Linked DNA regions of Homo sapiens: all the other regions are linked to region 3. Evidence: read pairs that join two places in POLR2A ChIA-PET (ENCODE). Cell type or tissue: IMR-90. All regions are shown on one strand. Region 1 overlaps THSD4 (thrombospondin type 1 domain containing 4). Region 2 overlaps THSD4 (thrombospondin type 1 domain containing 4). Region 3 overlaps THSD4 (thrombospondin type 1 domain containing 4).

Evidence for each region. Peaks named below come from ENCODE experiments on the same cell type or tissue, not always from the same donor. Only the 100,000 strongest peaks of a DNase experiment are listed, where the experiment ranks them.
Region 1: POLR2A ChIA-PET joins it to region 3 with 5 read pairs; 3 of 35 experiments call an interaction of 5 or more read pairs at or near these places.
Region 2: POLR2A ChIA-PET joins it to region 3 with 5 read pairs; 7 of 35 experiments call an interaction of 5 or more read pairs at or near these places.

What each region holds. Positions count from the first base shown.
Region 1 is chr15:71,217,090-71,222,089 of GRCh38, forward strand. All of the region lies in intron 4 of THSD4 (thrombospondin type 1 domain containing 4), which reads left to right. Among named protein-coding and RNA genes, the nearest start is that of THSD4-AS1, 31 kb to the left of the region's middle. In IMR-90, no CTCF peak of the experiment used is centred here; DNase peaks (open chromatin) are centred at 1,512 and 2,672; H3K27ac peaks cover 2,974 bases.
Region 2 is chr15:71,119,919-71,124,918 of GRCh38, forward strand. All of the region lies in intron 1 of THSD4 (thrombospondin type 1 domain containing 4), which reads left to right. Among named protein-coding and RNA genes, the nearest start is that of CT62, 6.9 kb to the left of the region's middle. RefSeq lists an enhancer at 163-679. In IMR-90, no CTCF peak of the experiment used is centred here; no DNase peak of the experiment used is centred here; H3K27ac peaks cover 53 bases.
Region 3 is chr15:71,300,822-71,305,821 of GRCh38, forward strand. All of the region lies in intron 6 of THSD4 (thrombospondin type 1 domain containing 4), which reads left to right. It overlaps LOC124903520 (a long non-coding RNA gene), which reads right to left. Exons shown (of 2, transcript XR_007064700.1): 1 at 1-5,000. Among named protein-coding and RNA genes, the nearest start is that of THSD4-AS1, 110 kb to the left of the region's middle. In IMR-90, no CTCF peak of the experiment used is centred here; a DNase peak (open chromatin) is centred at 2,360; H3K27ac peaks cover 2,024 bases.

The DNA.
Region 1 (5,000 bases), 84 kb before region 3:
CCTGGCCCATAGTCCCTTATCTGAAATGCATATGGCCAATATGTTTTGGAATTCAGAACTGCCCAGATTTTAGAAAGGTAATTCAGACATATTTCACATGTTAATAGCATTTCTTCCGTCGTATGGGACAGCATCCCATAATCAAACACATTATTATTTCTGCAATGAAACATATGGATGTTCTCACCAAGCAGGATACAACAAAAAGATCATAAGTAGCCTGATATCGGTTAAGATCAGGTTTGAGGCCAGGTGCGTTGGCTCACTCCTGTAATCCTAGTACTTTGGGAGGCCAAGGCAGGCAGATCACGAGGTCAGGAGATCGAGACCATCCTGGCTAAACGTGGTGAAACCCCATCTGTACTAAAAATACACACACAAAAATTAGCCAGACGTGGTGGCGGGTGCCTGTATTCCCAGCTACTCGGGAGGCTGAGGCAGGAGAATGGCGTGAACCCGGGAGGCAGAGCTTGCAGTGAGCCGAGATCGCACCACTGTACTCCAGCCTGGGCAACAGAGAGAGACTCCGTCTCAAAAAAAAAAAAAAGATCAGGTTTGTTGGCCAATGAGTTTTGTCACCAAACTGACAAAAGCCTGAAAAGGAAAGACAAATCTTGATTTTCAAAACTCTTAATTTTAGAATTGCAAATTTATAATAGCTAAGGTTTATTAAATATCCATCCTGTACCAGGCACTGTTCTTTTTTTTTTTTTTTGAGATGTAGTCTGGCTCTGTTGCCCAGGCTAGAGTGCAGTGGTACCATCTCAGTTCACTGCAACCTCCACCTCCTGGGTTCAAATGATTCCTGTGCCTCAGCCTCCCTAGTAGCTGGGACTGCAGGCATGTACCACCACGCCTAGCTAATTTTTGTATTTTTAGTGGAGATGAGGTTTCACCTTGTTGGCCAGGCTGGCCTCGAACTCCTGCCCGCTTCGGCCTCCCAAAGTGTTGGGATTACAGGCATGAGTCACCGTGCGTGGCCTCCCCAGGCACTGTTCTTATCACTTTACACTCATGGTCCTATAAGAGAGTTGCTAATAGCATCTTCATTTTAGAGGTAAGGAAATAGAGTCAGGCTTGAAACCCAGGCCATCGTGGCTCTAAGGACGTGACCTGATGAAGTAGATGTTACACCTGAGGAATCAGAGGACCTAGAGCCAGTGGACAAGCTGAGTTTTGAAGGCGGTGCTGCTCACCCCCAGATCCCTGCAGTACTCATCCTCCTGCGGGTGCCAACTGAAGGGATGGAGGGCTGGATTTGGGTGAGGTCTGAGTGGGAAAGAGGCTTCTTGAAAGCCTCTGTGGTGGAGAACCTAGAAGAGCTGCCTGAGGATCAGGCTCTTGTTGGCCACAGGCCTGTGCTGCAGGCATTGTGCCTGTGTGTTTTGGCAGCAGGAAATTTTTTTCTTCAAATGTATTGACGGGGGCCAGTTAAACTGTTTACTATGAAGTTCCTGCAAGTTTTTATCATGCTCTTGTGATTTGACAGTTACTGATGAAATAATCCAAATATTAGCCTAGGAGGCCTGTGCTGCCTACATATGTCATGCTCCTCCCGGCTGATGAAAATCACATTTGCTTATATTCATCAGTCATTAGGTACTTGCATAGTATATTTGACCCCAAGGAGAAATGTCAGCATATTTTCAGGATGGCTGTCCGCTCCACTCTCTGTTTCAGGTTTGAAGTTTGAGGAAAAGGCTGTTGGAGTTTAGATGTTTAAAAAATTGTTAGGTTGCTCTGCTAGGCAACAGGAAACTTCATTGGAGTCAGATAACAAATGAAGCTATTCAACCTTCCACCAGATATTTATTAAACATCTACTATGTTGTAAGGCCCTGGGACATACACAAAGGTGAATAAAAGCCAGGTTTTGGGACCTCATGGCTCTTACTGACAGGCTAGAGCAGTTGTTTGCAAAATTACCATTTTTTTTTTAAGCAGAAGAATCCGTTCTGCAAAATCAATCTTAGATGGAGGCTCAGTTTATGTAATAACACACGTAAAATCTGAGTTGCTCTGGTTGAAGCCTCAGAGGTATTGCTATAGAAACCTGGGGTCAAGATCCAATGGAACAGTGGTTTTCAACCTTGACTGACTGTTAGAATTTTTTTTCCCATCTTTTAGAAACCCTGACACCCACGTCACACTCCAAACCAGCATCGGAATCTCTAGGGGCCACCCTCAGATGTTGGTCTGATTCCAATCCAGCCAAGTTTGGGAAGCACTGGTCTGGATGAAGCTCTTTGGAGACTCAAGTTTCCATGGAAAAGATTTTGGGAATCAAATATTGTCTAGCAGAATTTTCCAAGTTTGGTGAGCACGTATCAGAATCACTTGCCGTGGAGTGGGTGGCTTGTTAAAAAGAGAGTTGCCAAGTCCCCACCATCTCCCATGCCTAATGGGGATTCTGATTTGTAGGTCAGTTATATGTTCTACGTTTCTTCATTTTAAATGCTTCTGATATACCCTAGAGTTTGAGAACCACTCCTCTAGAGGGTTGGAAAAGATGCACATGTAAATGCCTTCAATATAAGGCAGTCTGATGAGATAGTAGTGACAATGGCTCCCATGTTGAAGCACGTCTCCTGTGCAGGCATTCTTTCAAATGCATGACAACATTTACAGTTACACAACCCTGTGAGGCAGAAACTATTATTCACATTTTATAAACAATGAAACCGAGGCTGGGAGGAATGAAGTGACTTGCTCAAGATTACCACTTGAGAAGCAACAGCACTAGAATTCAAAAGAGGTCTGCCAGAGTCTGACACTAAAGTTCTTTTCACTGAAATGGGTATTCTGAAAATGAAGCTGCTGACTTCCAGCTGGTGTGTTCAGAAAAGCTGTGTGGAGGTTGGGCTGTCTGAGCTGTGTCTTGACAAATGGATGGGATTTAATAGTGAAGGCTTAAAATGAGCTGCATCTCTTCCTTTCAATGTTCAGCTCCTTTAACCAGGGTAATCTTCTTTGCATCTAATCCTAGGCATCACGTGAGTTCAAAAAAAAAATTAGAAGTCACAGTCTCTATTCTTGGGGGCCTTACACTTTGGTGGTGGAGAAGGGCAAACCCAAAAAACACTGCCCACTCTGGGAGATGGTAGAGATACGACCAGGGTTCAGGAAGAAGGAATCCTTGTGGAATGGAACAGTCAGGGAAGACTGCACAGAGCAGGTAGGATTTGATGAATAAATAGAATTTACTTAGCTGGAATATATCTGGAAACTTCTTGAGTCCACTTGCTTCCATATCAGGCCTTTGTCTCATTAAAACAAGCACATACGTAGTATAAATCCTACTCTAAAAGCCTCAAAAATAACGTCAATCTTCATTGGAGCTCTCCCAAGGATTCCGAGCTTAGGACAATTAAACTTCTCTGAGCCTCAGGGGCTTCATCTTTCAAATGAGAGTAATAATAATACCTATCATGTGGGGTTGTTGAATAATTCAATGAAATAATACATTCATATTGCCTGGCCCATAGTGGACACTCATTAAATACATTCATATTGCCTGGCCCATAGTGGATGCTCAAAGTGAACGCTGTAACTCCCATTATGGGTCTAAAGGCTGGTATTAGATAGTGTGTTAGAGAGAGTACCAGTTAGAACTCAAGTGCAGCAGAAGGGATCAGGTGAACTAGGGCCACTCAGGAAGACAGGGAGCCAGGAACTGAGCTCCCGTCCAGATGGGTGGGACTCTGGGAAGCATAGACTGGGTGCAGCCAAGACCCTAGTGTCTGTGCTCCCTGCTCTCTGCCCCTTCTTAGTGTGGCTTGCTCAGAAAAATCCTCCACAAAGGGTGGCATTCTCCTGTGATTTAGTGAGGGCAATGGCAGCCTGGGGAGGTTCCAGGCTAGGGGGTTCATCCTTCAGGTCTTGGCCAACAGATTCCATAATGGCACTCAACCAAGTCATCTTTCACTCCAGGCCCAAGGCTGTGTCCCCGTGATGGCTAAAGGGGAAGGGGCGAGTAGGGAAGAAAGGTGTTTAGGTGAGTCCTGCAAAGCATGCCGCATTGTAGCAACTCACACTTGTGAAACTGAAGAGACTCCTTGGTAGGGGAGACTTCCCCCTCAGTTTCTGGAAATGGGTACCTGTAGACTAGAGGGTGCTGGAAGGAGCCCCTGTTACTATAGGACTCCCCTTCAACTTTTCTTCCTCCAATTATTTTATTGTGTTAAAATACACATAACATAAAATTGACCATCTTAACTATTTTTAAGCATATGGTTCAGTGACACTGAGTATATTCATACTGTTACGCTACCATCACCACCATCCATTCACAGAACTCTTTTTATCTTTCAAAACTGAAACTGTACCCATGAAACAATAACTTCACATTCCTTCCTTCCCCCACCGCAGCCCTTAGCCAACCACCATTCTACTTTCTTCCTCTATGATTTTGACTACTCTTAAGTATCTCATGTAAATTGAATGATACAGTATTTGTCGTTTTTGTGACTGGCTTATTTCACTCAACATAATGTCCTCAAGGTTTATTCCATATTGTAGCATATTCCTTTTTAGGGCTGAATAGTATTCCATTGCATGTATAGACCACATTTTGCTTATCCTTTCATCCATCAGTGGACATTTAGGTTGCTTCCACATTTTAGGAATTGTGAATAACACTGCTATGAACATGGGTGTTTTCAGTTCTTTTGGGTGGAAATTGGGAAGTGGAATTTCTGGATCATAGGGTAATCATATTTTTAGATTTTTGAAGAACTGCCATACTGTTTTCTATAGCAGCTGTACTATTTTACCTTCCCACAACAGTGCACGAGGATTCCGTCCTCACCAACACTTGTTATTTTCTGTTTTTTTTTGATAGTGCCCATCCTAATGGGTGTGGGGTGGTATCTCATTGTAGTTTGGTTTGCATTTCCCTAATGATCAGTGATGTTGAACATTTTTTTATGTGCTTAATGGCTGTTTATGTATCTTCTTTGGAAAAATGCCTGTTGGAAAAAAAGTCCTTTGAAGACCTTCCC
Region 2 (5,000 bases), 180 kb before region 3:
CTGGTGGGGGACCAGTGCATGGGTATGCAGAGCTTAAGGCAAAGCCCTAAGGCACATAGCAGGCGCTCAGTGTTAGTTCTCGCCCCATTTCTTTACTCTGTGCCTGATCAGTGCTTGAGACAATTGGAGCTCAATGTATTGCTGTAACAAAAATGTATATGTAATCTCAGGCCCCCTCAAATCCAGGGTTTTGTGTCTGAAGGGCACAGGGCTGAATGTTACAACTGTGTATTCAAACCCAGCAAATGAACACTCCCAGCTGCGCGGTGATAGTAATAATGAATTACCCATCCAACATCCCTGCTCGCCCCACTCCCCTTCCCCAGCTTCCCTTTAGATTGCCCAAAGAAGAACCCATGGAACAAGAGGCAGCAGTTTTGTGTATTGATGCGTTGTCTTGGGAAAGTGGTCTCTTTCTGTTGACCTCTTTTCCTGTCTACCCCGTCACCCAGCTGAGTGTACTGCCTATGTTGTCTTCTCCTACCAGCCTTTCCGAAGCTGATCACTGAGGTGTCATCCCAGGCATTGGCGCCCATTAGCCCTGCTTCTCTAGGGCGTGGTCCGAGGGCAGTGAGCCAGGTTCACAGTGCCGCTGTGTCTTGTCCCAGGAGGGTGGCACTGGGCACCCCACAACCGGGTGGGCAGCATGTGGCCTGCTCCACCCTCCTGGCCCTTGGCCAGCTGCCTAAGGCCTGGCCAGCAGTGAGGACAAAAGCACGGAGTGATTAATGGGCACCCCATCTAATCTCCTGCCAGGGGAAATGAAGGGCCAGCCATGGGCTGGGAGCTCGTCATGACCTGCTCCAGGTGGGCTTGGAATGCACCCAGCTCAGGATGGGGATTAAGGCTTGAAAGACAAGAGGAAATGAGATGTTAACCCTTTAGGCCTTGGCCCTCTGAGCCCCAGTAGGGAAATCACAGGGGAATTATCTGCAGGCATCTGATGAAAGGGGGCATCAGCTTTGATTTATGGTGGGGATGCAGCCATGTGACTACAGGGGTGGGAGGATGACGAGCTTTGACTTAACCATTTTTCTTGGAGGCACAGTCAGGAGAGAGAAGAAGATTAATTTCCCATGAAAAAGGATAAATGGACTGCTGGGAGGCTGCCCTACCTGCTTCCTTCTTGGAAACCCTCCGACCATATCAGCAAGCTACAAATTTGTAGTTGCCAGACATACTTTTCCCCCTGAAATGTCGCGTCTCTGATCACTTGTGATGTGAAGGAAGAGGGAGCCCACCTCCTTTCCCCGGCCAGGCAGCAGCGTGGTGGTGCTGAGGAGGAGAGCACTCTGGAGCCAGGTCCTGAGTTTGAGCCTTGGCTCTACCAAGTTTTGGGCCTTGAACAGGTTCCTTGGCCTCTTGGGCTGTAGTTTTTCCACCTGGAAAATGCTCAAAACTATCTCAGGCGTGTAGAAAAGTGCCACTTGAATGTTAGCTATCACTTTTTTTTTTTTTTCCCCACTTTGGCTGAGTCCTGAGCCTGCATCTCCTTTGGGAAGCACAGAAGCAACTTCTCTTCCAGGGCGCCAAGGCTTGCTTTGGGTAAATTGACAACTGACTCTTTGATTGATCTCCCTTGTTTGACCCCTGACCCTCACATGCCTTGGATTCTGTCTGGCTTGCTCCTCCCTTTGCTCCAGCTCCATGGTTTCCAGCTGCCCCTTTGATGACATTACCCTGCCCCTCGTCTCCTGCCCTCATGCTAGGTTGTCAGACTACTTGTGGGCTGGGCTGTGACATCTGTTGGGTCCTCCAGTGGTACTGGCCAATTCTGCACTGGCTCTGCTCCTTGCTAGCTTTGTTGTGACCTGATAGTCCCAAGCCAAGTGGCTGAGGGTAGAGAATGCAGCTGTCTTGAGAGGAAAATCAGGAGCCGTGGAGGCCGTCTGGCCTGGATGCAAATCCCCACTCTGCCCTGTTTTCTGGTTTCTCTGCCCTCTCATTGCCTTGTTCTTGGTGGGGGATAATAATAGTTATACTTACCTAATGATTGACAGGAGGATCAAATCCAACCGTGCACATGAGGCCGCTTGGGAATCATGTAGGGGAGTTTATTGCTGGTTGTAAGGTGAGCCCTGAGGGTAGAGCTGTGTCTTCAAGTTTTGAAGTCTCATTACAGGGCGTGTAGTGACAGTATAGCCTTTAGTTCCATTTAGTTTCTTTTCCAGAGCAGACAAGTACCCAGGACCTGCTTGACTTTAGCGATATTTTAGTTGAGGCCCAGGATTTCATTCTGCTTGAAGTTCAGAGGATCTTCTGGTCAGCTAAGCGGGGAGGAGCTGCCATTACAGAGCTCCGTGTCAGGTACTGGGATTTACCTGCGTTCTTTTATTTAATCCTCTCAACAACCTGTGTGAACTAGACACTATTATTTCTACTCTACAGCTAGAAAACTGAGGCTCAGAGAGGCTAAGGAATGTTCACAGGCTCACACAGCAAGTAGACATCAGAATGATGTTTCAATTTCAAGTCATCTGACTCCAAAACAAATACTGGCGGTGGGGCCGGAGGGAGGAACTCTCAGGCCAGTTAGTGAGTATCTCAGTGAGGAAAGGTCTCTCCCTGCTCTCAGCCTCTTACAGGATGCTCTGTCTTCTTGGCCTCTTTCACATGAGCGCATATACGCATAATGCCACTGCTAATATTGCTCTGTTTTCTCCTTGATATCGGCTTATGTTTTAATTTAGCACATGCAGATTTGTCTTTTCAACTAACAGGATTTTGTGTCAACATTTCCCACTTGCCACCTAAGCAGGGTTCCCATTTTTTAAAGCACAATGATGCTTTTCATCATTTTGCTCCATCACGGTTTCCTTAGCCATTCCCCACCCTCTATCAGGGATCTAGGTTGTTTCTAGTTTCTCCCACTCTAAAAATTGGCACTACCAACGTGAATGTTCAATTTGCTGATGTTTATTTATTTCTGATCTCATGTTCTGCTTTGGAAATACACTTCCCAGCCATGTGATTACCAGGTCAAAAGCAAGAGCTGTAATAAGAGTGGTCCGTGCTGCTCATGGGGTCTTCAGAGAAATTGCACTTGGGAGGCCCAGACAAGGGGGACCCAGAAACAGAACAGGTGCTTGTTTTCTGCCTACCCTTCCTTTCCTCACTAGTTACTGTTCTTTCCTGAGGCTCAGATTGGAGGAACTTGATACCTCACTCTTAGCAAGGGGTGTGAGAGGTACTGTTCGAGTGGTGACTTTCTGAGTTCCAGAGAGGGAAGTTATTTCAGTGTCCACAGAGGTCTCTTGGAGTGGAAGGTCTTGGCTGCTTCTGAGATTGCGCTGCTGTGCGTTAGTGGTCCTGTGTGGGCATTGCTATGCAGTCATTCACTCAGGCATCCAGTGCTTTCTGAGCCCCTACTGTGCATCAGGTGGCAGTGCCATGCACTGTAAAGTGTGTGAATTCCAGACCTGACTCTGCATGTGTGGCTTTGGGTAGATTAATCTCTTTAAGCTTCAGTTTCCTCATGTATGAAATGGGCTAACAATCTCTGTACATGCCGTAGGAATTAGAGGAGAGAGCATAGGTAAGGTGTCTGCTCAAGCCTACAATGCATGAAGGGCCAACTGTTGTGCAGGTGAACACTAGAACTTCTTTCTTCTTACAGATGAAGAAGGTGTATTCTTGCCTGGGAGTGTGAGAGGCGGGGAGTAATAGTATACTTACAGCCTTAGCAGCGGGCAGGTGAGAGGAAAATCACTGTGATAAACATGCCGTAGAGAGGCTGGGGGACCCAGACAGGCATCAGATTCAGATTGGTGGGAATTCAGAAAGACCTGGGGTGGGATCTGCCTCCCAACAGGAGGAAACAAGGTTGGGGGAGAGGGAAGAGGGAGAAAGGAAGTAGAAGCCTGTTGTGTTTTATGGGAGGGCTACATTCTTGAAGACCTCGCGGTATTCAGATCTCTCATAATTCAGACTTTTCCCCCTACAGAATAAATGTGGAGCGTGCATTTACTTGATATGGTCTCAAAACACATAGCTTTGCTTTGCTGTTGCTTCTCATATGGTCGCACTCTCTCTCACATTGCACAGTGGGCTCACTCATAAATTACCCACTTGGTATCTCGTGATGCTTTTTTGGCTTTCTCAGTTGCCAAGCTGGTGGTCGTGGTTGTTGCTGTTATCATCACCATCATCATCATCTCTGTGTGTTTTCAGTCTGACACCAGCACCACCATTTGACAGACTGTCAAGATTGGGGGTCCGCATATTTTCTTGGAAAGGGCCAAACATTAATATTTTGACTTTGCAGGCTATGTGGTCTTTGTTGCAACTAATCAGCTTTGCCTTTTGAGTGCAAAAGAAGCCATAGACAATAGATAAATGAACAGGCAGGACTGTGTTCCAGTGAAACTGACTTATGGGCACTGCAATTTTAATTTCATATAATTTTTATATGCCATAAAATGTTCTTTTCTTGATTTTTATTCAATCATTTGAAAATGTGGCAAAAACAGGCAGAGGGTCAGGTTTAACCTGTGGGCCAGAGTTTGTGGACCCCTGGTCTAGACGCTTACAATATTTGAAAATTGTTTTAAATTGTAGGAAGAGTGAATGTTAAAATATCCTGATAGTCAACAAAATCATTCACGGACATTCCAGTGCTCATAAGAAAAATGCTTAATTCACAAGTTCTGTCAAAAGATTGGGGTATTTATCAGCTTGAATGGTACCAACATAGGCGGTTCCTTTAATACAATTTTAAATTATTTAGGTAGTTATTCTAGTGAATTAAAAATTTTAAATCATATTATTTCAAAATTTTGGTACCCAATAACCTTATTAATATTGTTATTGTCATTCTATTTCGTGACTTAAATTGTGTACCCTGGCTAGGCACGGTGGCTCATGCCTGTAATCCCGGCACTTTGGGAGGCCGGGATGAGAAGATCGCTTGAGCCCAGGAGTTCGAGACCAGCCTGGGCAACAAAGTGAGACTCCATCTCTACAAAACATCAAACTATTAGCCAGGCATGGTGGTGTGCACC
Region 3 (5,000 bases):
CTAATAGAGCATCAAAGTGACTTTGATAAACCTCTTCCTGAGGAACCAACTCCCAGCTTCTGAAATCACAGCCAGGGGAATCTTTTTGCTGAGATTTTATCGTTGTCCAAAGGAATATGGGTTTAATTAGATAATTTTCTTTTAGGACACAAGAATTTGCTAAAGTAGGTGTTGTCTGGACAGGTCCTGTTTTATTTAAAATAATCTGGGCCTTTGCTGCAGGACAAGGGAAATTTCTCTGCCCTAAGATTATTTTCTAATTGCCTAAAATTTTTCTTTCATTACAGGTTGGAGGGTTTTTCTGTTGTTGTTTGTTGTTCAGCAGAAATAGAGACTAAAAGCAAGAGAAAAAAATCAGCTCCAGTTTCACCACTCAGAAATAACTTCCATTAATATTTTGTTCTACACATTATTTAATTTTTTAACAAAACCTATGTATATAATGTTGCTTAATCTGTCCTTCTGCATTTAACAATATGTTGTAAACAGCTTTTAGGCCAACAAAGACCTGATTTTTCACATAATTTTTCACATGATTTTTCCGTGATTTTTCACGGCTCCAAGTATCTCATTTATATTTATCATAATATATTTTATTATTTTATTAGCATATTGCTATTTAAAACAATGTGACTATCTTTGAACATATACCGTTGTGTGTTGGGGATAATCATTCTTTCCATCTTTGCTGTTCTATTGGGTAAAAAATGAGATCTCTTCTGTAATATGTGTTAATATCTGCAAGGCCTAGTTCCCCTCTAGTACTCTGCCTTTTCCAAGATTCTCCTAGCTGTTCTGGGCTGTCCTTTCTCCAGATGAACGTAAATTGATGCTTCTGTTTTCTTTTGAGAAATAATTTATTTTTAAAAAATAATTTTCTCTGGGCTACCTGGAGACCTCCTCCGGTAATATGAGATTTGAGTTACAATGCAGAGTTTCGAAGTTGAGTGTGTGCTTAGTTATACTTATATCCTGCCTGGATACCTCAAGGGAGATATCCTCTCTTCTGGCCAGTGGAACTTGTAGGGAGCAGAGGAAGCATCACTCAGTCTTTGCAGTGCATGATGTTAGATGGGATGCCTTTTGAGCGAGCCCTTTAGTGTGGGGGGCTCCTGGGGGACTGAACTCCACTGCCTGATGCCCACACTGGTCCACCACAGCAACTTCAGGGCCTTCTGATTTTTTGGTCAGACTAGGTCTGCCTGTGGGAGCAAGCTTAGGGTTGGTTTATTTTGGGATCTATTTCTAGAGACTGAGGTTTGAAGTAGCATGCTCAAACCCAGAAACGCATTCCACATGTAAGAGGTGAGCTGCCAAGTGTCGTTGTGAGTCTCCTTTCCCTGGCAGCGTTTTCCATCCTTGTTTGATCAGATTCCATGGGCTTGGGGCTAGACAGACAGCTTCTCATCCCAGGTTGGAGAGCACACCAGAGGTGGCGGAAGGGTAGGGGTAGGCAGAGCAAGGCTGAGACCCAAATAGAGAAGACCAGGTCTGATAAGCCCACCAGGGAAGGCCAGGAGATCACCAGAACCAAAGGGGCTGATGCAGGCACTGAGCCAGAACACACAGCTGGAAATGGCTGAATCAGGGACACAGCAGAGCAGCAGCAGGTCCCATCCCACAGGGAGGCTCTGGGTTGCTGCTCAGAGCCGGCCCCATTTCTGCCTTGATGCATGAGATGTGGCCACACCAGCTGCAAAAGAACCTCCTCACATCCACTTACTTTGATTTTTCCAAGTGGAATGGTTTTGTTGGGTGGGAGTGGGGGTGGGGTGCTGGGGGCAGTGAGCAAGGGAAGCAGGCAATGCAGATTTTTGGATCTGTATCCAAACATGCTCCTGCCCATGCTTAGCCCAGTGGGTGCTTCTCTTCCTGGGGCCAGCAGGAAGTCCGCTTGGCTGGTGGGGCAGTGGCATGTCATGATCTGTCACCCTGCTTCAGCTGATAGAGATTATCAGCTGGAGAACTGAATGGTACACACCTTCCCCCTTCTTCCAACACCATGGCCCCCAAGATGCTGCACCTGCCGCCGCCTCATTTAGCCCTACAACCCCCTGCCACTCAACATTATGCAGAGGGCCCAGGAGGGTCTTGCAGTCATCTACATACTTCCCTGCGAGTTCTTGGTTTGGTCCCTAGAAATGGCAGCCTGCATGTGGAGAAGGCTGCATGCAGCCTCAGGCCTGCCCACCCGATACGAGGTCTGCATGTATGAGTTGTGTGCATCACATAGCTCCTCACCATGCTTTCCTACCCAGGAGGATAAGCTTTCCTACCCAGGAGGATAAGCTTTCCTACCCAGGAGGAGACTCAAGGCAAAACACTGGAAACTGTGTTTATACAAACTCCCCAAGTGATTCTGGCAGCCAGCACAGAATGACTGTGCACAGACACTCAGGCATCACTAGCTCTGGGCGCCGCGCATTTGCCTGCTTCATCCAGGACAGTGGCTAACACTTCAGGTAGGGCCCACATACACTCAGAATAAAGAGCTGCCTGGTCAGGAGGGGGGCAGTCAGCATGGGCTAAGTTTTTTACAGATCTCTGGCAGACAGTGTTGTCTGCTTTGGCTAAAGAGGGAATGGGAAGGCAAATGACAAATGGCCTCTAACGTTGCAAAGAATAATGTGTTATGTGGAACTCAGACAAGCCAGTTCTATGGAGAAAGCAGTACATTGAGGATGAGATTTCTGCTTGTTTCTTTTTGTTTTTGGAGGAAAAGCCAGGGCTGTGGGCCTGACAGAAGTTGATATTTGGGTCTTGAATGTGTTCTCTTCCAGAATCTTCTCTTTCCAGTTTTCCCAGCTTACTATTGATACCATTCACAGAAGTCTTGCATTCAGTGCCCTCTCTAGGTGGTACCTCCTTATAAACTGGGCCTTATGCTGGCATCTTGGGTCCTTGGAAGGATAGTTTCCTGGTGCGCTGGATTAGTCATAGCCTATTGTAGTGACTCTGGCATGGTTACCTCAGGAACACCACCAGACAAATATAGACCCTTTAACACTGGCTGGCCCTTGTGTCTCCAGACCCCTCCCAGGAGTTCCTCACACTAGGAACCTTGGGCTGCTCCACTTTGGGTCACAAGGACCCCTTTGCCTAGCCCAAAGCAGGCCTCTTTGGTTGCTTTTCTCTGGTCCACTCTGGCTATGACCTTCAGGATCAGAGGGCAAGAAGTCGAGAAGGACACGTCTCCAAGATAGAGCACTAAGAGCTAATGGGCAGAACTGGCTGGAGCTGCTTATTCTTGGCCTTTTTATGGGTGAGATGCCTCTAGCAGTGTTGGACATCTCATCCCAGATACCACCAGGAGGTGAGCTTGCTCTGGGAGGCATATTGAAAGGGCTGCACCATGCAAAGGTCAGGAACTCTCTCCACTGCATGAAACATGGCACAAGCTCTGGCCCATCTGGCTGTGACCAGCTGGGCCTTTGCTCAGGGCTGTCTGTGCTGCTCCTCACCAGGTGAGGAGTGAAGGGGAAAGAAGAAGGAGTCTTGTGCTCCTTTCAGAGGTTGGACAGTGCCATGACACTGTTCAAACTGTTTAGTTTCTCTGGGGCTTCTGCTTGGAGTTTAAGAGAGACATAATTTATTCTGAAGTTTGCCATGGAGAGAATAGCATCTCTATTCCAATGTAGTCATAATATATGGTATCATCCTGCCTATTTAAAAATATGTTTGGTAGTAAAATTTTCAGTCTTATTAAAATTTTAGCCCAAATTCTTTTCCTCCTTTCTTGTTTTTCCCCAATCGGAAGATTCGGTCGGTATTTCCCCCAGGGGAAACACAAGAACATTACCTAAGAACTTTGAAATTATTTTCAGAGAATTCAGGTGCTGCTGGTTTTGAAGATGCCTAAAGGAGTTTCCAATGTTCTCCAACCTCGTCTATGGTAAAATAAATTCCAAGTAAGAGATTCCTTCCAACAAAAAGTAACCAAAATGTGTATTTGCCCCATCTTAGGTAATTAAACTCCCTAACAGACTTGCAGATTTAGGCAAAAAGAGTGGTAGAATATAAAAGCTCATTAATCATCCTGGCATCATGAGCTCATATTGTTATGAAATAAATATGCTTACTAAATGGATCCAGATGCCATCAAATACATGTTTCCAATAAAGACTATTTTTTGTTCTTGCCCAGGCAATAAACACACGAGGCTTGTTTATAACACCTCTTTTCCGTGAATCACAGTGGTCCATCCAACACATATTCTTTTCACCTCTTTCCCTGGTGAAAAGTGGGTACGTTTTCTGATGAGGATTCTGGGGAAAACCCTAACGAGGTAGGAGATGTTTCCCTGTAACCCAGAGCTGATGGGTGATAGGAAAATGGAAATCACTTGGCTAATCGTATACCAACATGGAAGACATTTGTCTCTATTAATCTTCTTACCCAACACATCAAAGTACCAATTTCAATCCAAGACAGTACCAGTCCCCAGAGGACAGACTTGAGTCTAAGAGGACCCCCTGCGATCTACTCTGTAAGGATGGAATGGTAGAAAGATGAAGATATATTCAATTATCATCAAACCCCAGGCTCTTGATGTGGGTGAGCTGTCTTCCCAAGATCACCCCCAGGAGTTGGCTCAGGACTGGAAAGCAGAGGGGGCCCATTGGAGGGAGGATGGAGTTCATAGTGAGTTGAGGGCAGTAGTTAACGTGGGGTTGGAGCCAGACACATACAAGTTCCTATCCTGATTCTGCCACTTAATAGTTATGACCTTCAACGGTATTCTACCTCTCTGAGTCCGTTTGCTTTATTCAAAAACTCCAAGTTGCTGGGAGGATAAATGAGATTGTTATTGTAAACTGCCCAGCACCTAAGATGCACTAAGATGTGGTAGCTCTTATCACCCTTCCTAGAAAGGTTATTCCGGATGGGGACTGATGCTGTCCAGGAGAAATGGATGAGTAGAGGGAAAGCTGTTTGTTCTTAATAGTAGAATGAAACTCACATGTGTCACTAACCAAGGGGCCTGCCCTGCTGGGACAGGC